Linked DNA regions of Mus musculus: region 2 is linked to region 1. A link is a loop called in an ENCODE intact Hi-C map of the cell type or tissue named here. Cell type or tissue: heart. All regions are shown on one strand.

Region 1 (5,000 bases):
CCTGGCTTATGTTTTCTGAATCCTTTTCATGGTCAATGCATATTCATTTGAGGAAAGGTCTGGTTTAATAAAAATTGAGTACATGTTTACAACTCTGTTGGATAAAAGTATAGGCTCTCTAGTTAGACCTCCTACCTCAGCTCTAGTTCCAAATAGTTGTATGACCTTAAGCAAGTTTCTTTAATTCTCCAATTTCTGTTTCTTCTTCATCTTTAAAACAGGGATAATGATAGTCCCCATTTCATAGTGTTGTATGTAATATAAAGTGCTTAGTTGCTGTGCCTAGCATAAGTGCCCAGTAAGTGTTACCTGCTATCATCCCAGCCTGCTTCCTTCAGTGAGAAATCTCAAGCTAATTAGTCTGTCGTCCTCTCTGTGGTGCTGTCTCTCTTAGGTTTGTGATTTATTCTAATTACTGTAGAAAATAGCCTTTTCTTTTGGTGTTCAGTTTTTAATCAACATCAAAATGAGCCATATGAGAAGGCTAAAAAATGCATTACAAGAGTCTTCCTCTGTAGTTCCCTTCATTTCTACTACTTTGGATCATCACTTCAGTGCCTTTGGACTCAGATAGTTAAATTCTTTGCAGCTCGAAGTGGACTTAACTTGGAAGAGGCTAGTGTTGAGAGAGAACAAACGTGAGAGATCTAAATAGGCAAGGCTTTGTACTTGTCATTAGGACGGGAACAGCCTTTGCTTTGCCATTTTCTTTCTGTGTTCTCTGTCCTCCTTTCTTAGTCTTCCATCTAATATGTTTTTGTGCATTTGTAAAATGACTGCTTTAATATAAGAACCAGGTAGAACAAGTTAATACATTTTGTAATTTATGTAACATTTGGGGCATTGCTTTTTAGTGTTCATGAAATAATCCTTAGGGATTATAGGTAATTACCTCAAAGATTAGTGACAATTTCCTGTTAGTTACTTTTCTTGTTTCTATGACAAAATATTTGACAAGAAGCAACTTGAGGAACATTTTGACACACGGTTTGAGGGTACAGTCCATCACAGTGAGAGAATGAGACAGGTAGTCACAACGCATCTGCAGTCAGGAAGCAGAGATGGATACCGTCTCCTAGCTGTTGCCTTTGTGTGAAGTCCGTGGAATAGCGGTCCGCATTCAGGGTGAGTCTTCCCACTTCAGTTCATCTAATCTAGACAATCCTGCATAGGCATGTCCAAAGGCTTTCCTCCTAGGTTGTTGTAGATTTTGTCAAGTTAACTGTCAGTATTAATCATATTTGCCAAGAATGGTGTGGACCACTTAGGAATACAAAGCAGTATTATTTCTTTAAACCATTTTTATTAGCATCTGAACATCCAAGTGGTAGAAGGGAAAATTTCTCCCCTTTAGGTTTTCCATTGCTGCGGAGCCTACCTGTATTGAGCTTTCCTCCCCCTCCCCCTTCATCCCAGTGATTCTGGCCTAAGACTCACTAACGCCTTTCACCGTACTGATTCCTACAGTGTTGCACAGGTTCGCAGACTGGGTAGTGTGGGGTGCTGGAGGAGTTAAGAACCTTTGGATTAGATTTGGGCAGCTGTAAGCCTTTTCTGGTAGTGCTCCCCTGAACCTGATCTTTGGAGTTCATTTAGCTGAGGACCTGATAGTGCAGCTCACTCTTGCATCTCTCGCAGATCGCCTCTTCATTACTGCAGCTGTTCTTTATTTTTGTCTTCTCCACATTCCACATCAGCCTTCTTTTCTTTATTCTGTCTTCTGTCTTTGAAAATTAAGGACAAAAGAAGTTACTCATAATTCATAGCATAGAGTTCATTCTTTCATTTCATTTCATAAATATTGCATGATTTCTTGCAAGAAATGTCCAATATATTACTTATATAACCTGTGAATAAAATACACAACCCTGTCTTGCCATAGGGGCACTTAAATTCAGGAAAAGAGAATAAAGACAATAAAATATCTTGAACTTAGAAATTACCAAGTACTATGGAGAAAATTAAGAGAGGAAATATGGGGGTGTATGTGTGTGAAGTAATTGGAAGAAGTAAATTTGCTATCTTCAAAATTATCAAGAAACTCCAACACCCTTCCCCCCCCCAAAAAAAAATCCATAGTGTACATTTACAAGTAAATCCATAGTAGCCTTAATGTAAGTAAGTTATTCATAGTTTAGGGTACCATATTTAAGATGGTTTCATTGTTATTGTTATTATTATTGTATATTTGTTTGGTACCTAGCAAACCTCTTGATATTTCTTACTATTGAAATTATTTAAAAACCTTCCCTAACACAGTTTATGCTTAAAGCAGAAATTTGCCAAATTGTTTAGAATGGGCACTTAATTTGATTTTCCCTAAAAGTACTATATTGTTTGGTTTAAGGTTTTATTGACTTTTTATGTGTACTATTTATTATAATGAATAATAAATGTTCTGTGTAGAAAATTGGGACACTATACGGAAATACAAAGAACATGATACTTTTTTGATATAGCCGCTGCTCATGTTTTGATAGAGCTCCTCCTAAAACATTGTCTCTACAGATAATGCACCTTGCATCTGCTATATTGTTAGAAGTTAATTTTTTTGTTGTTGCTGTGCTACCCCAAGCATGTGAGGCAAGTGCTTTTCCATTGAACTGCATGCCCAGTTCCTGTTCTGTGATTTTTTTTCTTCTTAGCTTACTAATATTTATCAAAACCTGACTCTATTTTTACTATGTACTTATTCTCAGTACACTTTTATTGGTGAATAATATGCCGTTACTACTGAATACTAGTAATAATGTCTAACATTTATAGAGCAGTAGTTTTATCTTAGTTATTTTGCAGATACTTTACATAAATTCATTTAGTCTTTAGCCTCTTTATCAGAACTTTATAGTTGAGGAATTTGAGCAAGTATAATAATTTCCTCAGCGTCACCCAACCAGTAAGTGAGAGACCTAGGGTATAAATTTGACTTTGATCATCTGCTTATAATCACTGTCTTGTATGGCTTCTGTAGATTAAGGTAGTCTGTAACCGTTCTTTGATGTCATGCTGTAGCTCGCATCCCTGTACCTGTGCTTGTGTTCATGATGATGAGCATTTCCCCAGGATAGATTTCAAGTGGACAAAAGGGACATTGGATCAAAAGGGATGGACACGTCTTTTTTTAGGTTATATTAAAGGCGGGCTTATTGGGAAGCTGCTTTCTGGTGGGACCCAAGGACCAAGGGCAGAGAAGTCACCTGGGGAAAGTGGGGTAGGAAGGGAGAAAGGAGCATGTGCGGAGCATGTGGATGGACCCATCCGTCTTAATGCCCATGTAAACATAGTATCAGATTACCTTAGGGCAAAGTTCTTAGTATCCATGTGGGAATGAAACCTGTCTATTTCCTAACACCCTTGAAAGCACTGCCTTTTAAAAATATGCTAACTTACTAAAACTACTTTTCTACTTCTAAGTGTTGGTATCAGATCATTCTTTTTCCATTTTTCTTGAAAAATGTTAATTTCTGCTTCTTTCCTATTTTATTGGCACATTCACTTTGTTTTGTTTTGTAGTTCTTTTGTTCTTTTGTTCCTTTCTTTCCTGTCTTCTCTTCCCTCCTTCCCTCTCCTTCCCTCCCTCCCCCAATCTGTTGACAGAGTTTGATATAGCCCCGACTGGCCTCAAATGTACTATGTAGCCAAGGATAAAAGAGGTGAAGGAGACTTCTGCTGTCCGTGCCTCCACCTCCTGAACACTGGGACTGCAGGCAGATGCAGCTGCCCCTGCTCTATGGGGTGTAGGGAACAAGCCTGAAGCTTTGCGCATGGTGCAGTCATTCTACCAACTCAACCACATTACCAGCCCTTTCGATTGTTCATAAGAATTCTTTGTATGTTAAGCATAGTCTATCTTCTGTGTAGTTATACATTTTTCTAAGTTTGTTTTTTAGGTTTGTTTTTGGATTTAAGAAAAATAACAATGATGGTAGTTAATGTCTCTATAGTGTTTCTCAAGTACATATATGTTGTATATGCTAGATGTCATTCATTTAATAACTCATTTAATTTTTGCAGCATCCCGTAGGAGGTAGTGCTGTTATTAGCTCCTTTGGCAGACATTGTCATTTTTTTTTTTTTTTTTTTTTTTGAGGCAGGGTCTCATGTGTAGCCCTGCTGGCCTTGAACTTGCAGAGATCCACCTGCCTTCCAAGTGCTGGGCTTAAACGCGTGTGCCTTGACTTCATCTTTTTAAAGTCTAGATTTTTCCTCTGTGCTTTTGCCTATTTCTGTTCTCAGTCCCCAGTAACCTGCTGTCTGAAACCTATTGTTTAGTACTCGTTACTCAATTTAGAAGTCATTTCCTCTGAGATTACTCATCTAATAACGTTCTAGTTTCTCAAGGCAAAGTGAGCTACTCATCTGTTTCTCACTCCCACAGCACTTACATGGAAGTCCAAGTTTTGGTGCATTTTTCTACTCTATTCCCTTTTCTTATACATTTAATGACTGGGCAAAAACACTGACTTGAATTAAAAGTGCTCATGGTGACTCTGGGTGGTGTCAAGAAGTGAAAGGCCAAGAGGTGGCCTGGTTGATGAAGGGCTTGCTGCACAAGCTTGAATCCCCAGTGCGCACATAAACACACATGTACATGCCTCCCCTATCCCCCAGTCAAACACAAAAGAAGCCCAGCACTTGGGAGGCAGGTGGATCTCTACAAGTTCAAGGTCAGCAGGGCCATACACCGAAATCCTGCCTTTTAAAAAAAAGGTGATGTGAATTGAGTTAATAGCAGAGCACTCCTAGGTAAGACCTTCCAAGTCCAGCAAGCAGAGACCTGGACTGGGAAAGGAACACTGAAGCTGGTCTGAGAGGTAGTGGGGAAAACAGCAGAAGGCCAGAGACTGGTTTTGCATATTACAAACCTTGCTTCTGGGAGAGCTTTAGGAGTAAGGCCCTGTTTGCCCTAATATGTGTTTGTGGGTATGGGTCTACGTAGGGTTTGTTTTTTTTTGTTTGTTTGTTTGTTTTGTTTTGTTTTGTAGGGATTGTTGTTGTTT
Region 2 (5,000 bases), 220 kb after region 1:
ACATTTTAGCACAAATCTGTCTTTTTTTTCCCCCATTCATCTTTTTCCATTTTCCTTGTGAGTAGAAAGGGAGAGATGAGAACAAAGCTGACAGCCCCTGCAGACCTGGAGTGGCATTTGCTACTTTGTGGGTTCTCTTTTTTCTACCCTTCTCCATTCCTTTTCTTCTACCCTTTCAACCCCCTAATGCTAGATAGGGGAGAAACAAGGATAGAGAGGAAGGGGGACAGAGTCATAGGTTGACTACTTCCTGCTGGTTAGGGCCATTGCTCTCCTTGGGGCAAGTTTAATCTTCCCATTCAGGATACCTAATTTCCTCTTGTTTCTTCTTTGTGCACAACTACTTAAGCCATGATAAACCAACAACTCACCTGCCTCTCAGGGCCCTAGCATTTACATTTCCCTTTGAAGGAGGAGTCCCCAGAATTCTAAACATCATGTGGTCTCAGAAACTGCCTGCAGCTGACAAATCCCACCCCCGCAGGAGCACAAGGCCAGTCCTAGTCAGCGGCTGTGGACAATCTAAAGCAGCCCATAGGCCTCACCTGGATGAAAATGAAAACATATTCCCATAATATGTCTGTGATTGTCAAAGAGACCAAAGTTTTCACTACACAGACCCGCTAAGTTAGATGTGGACGATCAGTCTGCTCTGGGTCTGGAACAGGACTTCCTCTTTTCCACTCTTACCCATGCCTGGCTGCCGTGGGAATGGATTTATTGGGGGGGGGGGGGATGAGACAAAATACCAGGTGTTGGTGTAGTTATTCCCACCTCTGTGATAAGGTGGGGAACAGGGACTCAGGTAGGAGATGCACAAAGTAACACATGCTATTATAATTCCACTCACTACAGTCTTTCTATGCACGATGTAACACATGCTATTATAATTCCACTCACTACAGTCTTTCTATGCACGATGTAACACATGCTATTATAATTCCACTCACTACAGTCTTTCTATGCACGATGTAACACATGCTATTATAATTCCACTCACTACAGTCTTTCTATGCACGATGTAACACATGCTATTATAATTCCACTCACTACAGTCTTTCTATGGCCAGTGCTTCAGGTCCAACCGTACTTGCCTCCTGCGCTTGTAGTGATTTGTTATTTTCAGGCAAGGCCTCAATAGGTAGCCCAGGCTAGCCTTAAGCTCGAGCTTTCCCTGCTTCAAACTCCACGTGCTGGGGTTATAGGCACGCACAGCCACACCTATGTTTATCTTTACTCACATGTCCAGAGATATACCTTGAAACCTTATGAGTACCAATGCTTGCGTTTAACATGACTACCAATCTCTCTCCTTTGGAAGGTGCTGATCCTATTAGGAGAAGAATGTCAACTGCCCAGCTCTTGATGGTTGCTGGGCTCTCTGTGGCTTAATAGTAGGAGCTGTTGTTAGTTTTAGTGGGCCCTGTTTTTAAAACTACTTCTTTGTTTGTTTGGGTTTTTTTGTTTGTTTGTTTTTTGAGACAGAGTTTCTCGGTATAGCCCTGGTTATCCTGGAACTCACTTTGTAGACCAGGCTGGCCTTGAACTCAGAAATCTGCCTGCCTCTGCCTCCAGAGTGCTGGGATTAAAGGCGTGCGCCACCACGCCCAGCCTTTAAAACTACTTTTTAAATGAGGTAGTCGGATCACTAGTTTGCTCGATCTAGGGATAATGAGGTGGGTGGTAAGTGAAAGAAAGTAGGATTGTCACCCAGAAAACTGCCTTTGTACAAACAGCTTGCTTTAGGGAGCCTATAAATAAGTCTGCTACCTTGTGTACCAATTGGTAACTGTGTTCAGATAATTAATTCTCTAAACCCTCCCACGTATTTCTATACTTCATATTTATATGTTTCTATCAGAATGAGCAAAAACATGGCCACAGTATTAAGTCTTCACATAGGCCCACGGCTTTGTTTTCAGGGTAGACCTCTTCTCAGTATACCAAAAAAGCCTATGTAAGCTTGGACCTTCGACAGGTTTATGTTCCTAAAATCCTCTGTAGCATCATAGAAGGAGCCAGCTTTGGGAGTATATCCCATCAGTTTCGCAGCGATAAGGCTTCAGCATTCCTTTTGTGTTAAGCTATGTAAGTCTGTCACTTGCACTAGTATTTTACTGCAGCCTTCAGTCTTACCTGGTACAGAATGAGGGTGCACATTTGAAAGCATGCTCTTTCCTGATGGGAAGTGAAAGGGTGTGCTGTTTTAGATACTCAAAACATTAGGGCTAGGCAGGATGGAGAATAACAGGGTTAAGGCCTTTCTTCAGGCTGATAATCTTTTCCTTAGTACAAACGCCGGTGAAAACCTCCACGGAGCAGATTCTGCCTTTCTCTGCAAACAGCCCCCAACGTCTGCTGCTGGTTCTTGATAGAGTCTACCCGGCAACTTATATTCAAGTGGCTAATATGTGGGGGCTAACAGGAGCGCGGGCAAAATCGTCTTGGAGCTGCCCTAGTGAAGGAGGACCTCCGAGCAAACTCGGAAGTGGCCTCTCTTCCCATGTCCTGTAAAGCTGGTCTAAGGAAATAAAAAGATGCATGTGACGGGTTGTGTGCTCTGTTTGCGTGGACAGGGGCCGCGGGAACCGGGTGAGGGAGTTCGACGGTCAGGTGAAGCGCGACCTGAGGCCCAGGGCCCCGGGATCGGCCTTCCGAGCAAAGTTCAGATTGGGACCTCTGTTGGAAGCGCTGGCGAGCCGGGTTCCTCTCCGAGACCTGGGCGCGCTAAATCGCAGGCTCTGGGTCTGATCTCTCTCATGGACCCCGCCCCTCGCTCCTTAAGCCACACCCCCTCAAGCGGAACACCTCCCTTCCCTTGGCATTCGCCCCGCCCCTTCCGGTCCGCAATCCGGAAGCGTTCTGGAGCTTGCTAGTTCGCTTTCCGGCTTGAGAATGCGTTCTCTGTAGTGTGACTTGGAGCATCTTTTCTAGGAAGTAAACGCGTCCTAATTTGAGACGCGGACTTTCCGGCATTGCTGTAAAAGCTTCCGGCGCTACCTGGCTGTAAATACTCTGTATCTGACGCCGTGTCGCCCACGAAGGCGATCAGGTTTAGAAATATCCAGAGGGATCTTACGGTAACCTACATCAGCCCGCCAAGATGGCGATGCAAGCGGCTAAGAGGGCGAATGTGAGTACCCCGCTTTCTGCGTGACAGGGAAGCGATGTTGTTGCTTGACTGTTGCTGCGTGCCTGGGGAGCGTTTTTTGTCCCTCCGCCCATAGTTGGGGAAGCTTGTTATCAGTTCTGTCAAAGGAGGTTCTGTCCTGGGCTCGTCCTCAGGGGTGTGTTCTTTGAGCGACTTTTCGCCCCACCCCTATTGAGAGCCCCCTGGCATCAGTGACCTCGTAACGCCTAGGACCAGGCGTTAGGCTCTTCTGAGTCCAAAAAGACATACGGAGTAACTATTTGGTTCCTTGCCAGCTGGAGCCTGGGATTTTTCTCGAATGTAGAACTTTGGGAATCCTCTATTAATATTATGTAAGCACCTGCTTTGTCTCTTGTCTTACAAACGGGAAGCAATTCATCAGTTGGGTTTATTCAACACTACTGTGTAAAGGACTAGTCGGGCTTATGTTCTACTGTTGTCAGTGAGTGTTACCAAAACCTTTAAGGAAAAAAAAAAACATCTTTCAGGAAATTAAGAAGTGGTTAAAACTTAGAATCACACCAAAACAAAGACACATAATTGACCATTGGATATCCTGATGAAGATTTTGGGCAACCGCGATTATGTGAATCATTTCAGTGAATGAAAACTTAGTTCCTGTAAAATAAAAAGATGGTAGGAGTTAGGACAAAACTGTAGAGCTGATTCTATGATTTTTCTTATTAATAGAGAAATTGAATTGTTTTAAAGATACCTACAGTGCTTTTTATAGACCAACGAGAGTGAGCCAACATAATGGTAGAGACCTGATATGTAAGATTCCAGAGTAAAACTGGAATGTGGCTCAGTGATTGCCTAGTGGGCGTGAGTCTGGATTTGACTCCCAGCACCTCAAACCATGACAACCAAAAATAAGTAAAGAGGGGAGTGGTTGGTACACCAATAGAAGAAAAAAATGGTTGGATGGACATAGATGGATAAAGTTTACAATAGGAATATATAGTTACCATTTGATCATATCTGTTTTCTTCAAGAAGTGTGGAGCCCCGGGTCATATCCTATGTTGGCTGAGAAGAGTATAGAGCCTTTTCAAATTTTACAGGGGATGATGATGGTGAAGTTTTAGGAGAGAAGAGAGAGACATACACAGTGTTTTACACAGTGAAAAAGCAGATTTACTGGAGAAATATATTTGTGTGGCAGTTGTTGATTATCAAACTTGACCTGGAAATCTTAAACTTTTATAGTCTGTCTAATTATCACCACTACTCATTTGAAGGTAGGGATAAGCGTTTTTACTTTCATGTTTGTTTATTATTGTATGTGCACATGTAGAGGCCAGACGACAATTTGTGGGAGTCGGTTCTCTCCATGTGGATTCCAGGGATTGACAGCTCACCAGGCTTGCTGGCGAGGGCCAGCTCACCAGCCTGAGGGCAAATATCTTATCCTTTCATTCATATAATGCTTAGCTTCATACCAAAAGCCGTGTTGGTTTAATAAGTGATTACTGAAAATGTTTTGTCTGAGCTGGGCATGGTGGTGGCGGCGCATGTCTTTTATCCCAGCACTCGGGAGGCAAAGGCAGGCGGATTTCTGAGTTCGAGGCCAGCCTGGTCTACAGAGTGAGTTCCAGAACAGCCAGGGCTACACAGAGACACCCTGCCTCATAAAACCAAAAAAAAAAAAAAAGAAAGAAAGAAAGAAAATGTTTTGTCTGGTATGTAATTGACTGTAGTAGCAAAGAGGGACGTGTGAGTCAGCTGTAGAGGAAGAAGGCTAAGAGTGAGGAGTGTACAGCAGGTTCAGACAGGCAACAGACCGGGCCACAGTATCAATGTCACAGATAGGAGGAACAACAAGAAGGGTGAGAGTGAAGAGTGTATAG

The links. Peaks named below come from ENCODE experiments on the same cell type or tissue, not always from the same donor. Only the 100,000 strongest peaks of a DNase experiment are listed, where the experiment ranks them.
Region 2: a loop joins it to region 1, with 2.5 times the contacts of the local background. A loop is called at or near these places in 1 of 42 quality-filtered maps.

The regions. Positions count from the first base shown.
Region 1 is chr12:4,595,592-4,600,591 of GRCm38, forward strand. The region is part of intron 1 of Itsn2 (intersectin 2); the gene reads left to right. Among named protein-coding and RNA genes, the nearest start is that of Gm3625, 4.4 kb to the left of the region's middle. In heart, no CTCF peak of the experiment used is centred here; no DNase peak of the experiment used is centred here.
Region 2 is chr12:4,814,687-4,819,686 of GRCm38, forward strand. Sf3b6 (splicing factor 3B, subunit 6) reads left to right here and starts at 2,922. Exons shown (of 4, transcript NM_025323.2): 1 at 2,922-3,133. The coding sequence starts at 3,104. It also overlaps the pseudogene Gm20348. In heart, no CTCF peak of the experiment used is centred here; a DNase peak (open chromatin) is centred at 2,785; H3K4me3 peaks cover 2,064 bases; H3K27ac peaks cover 1,582 bases.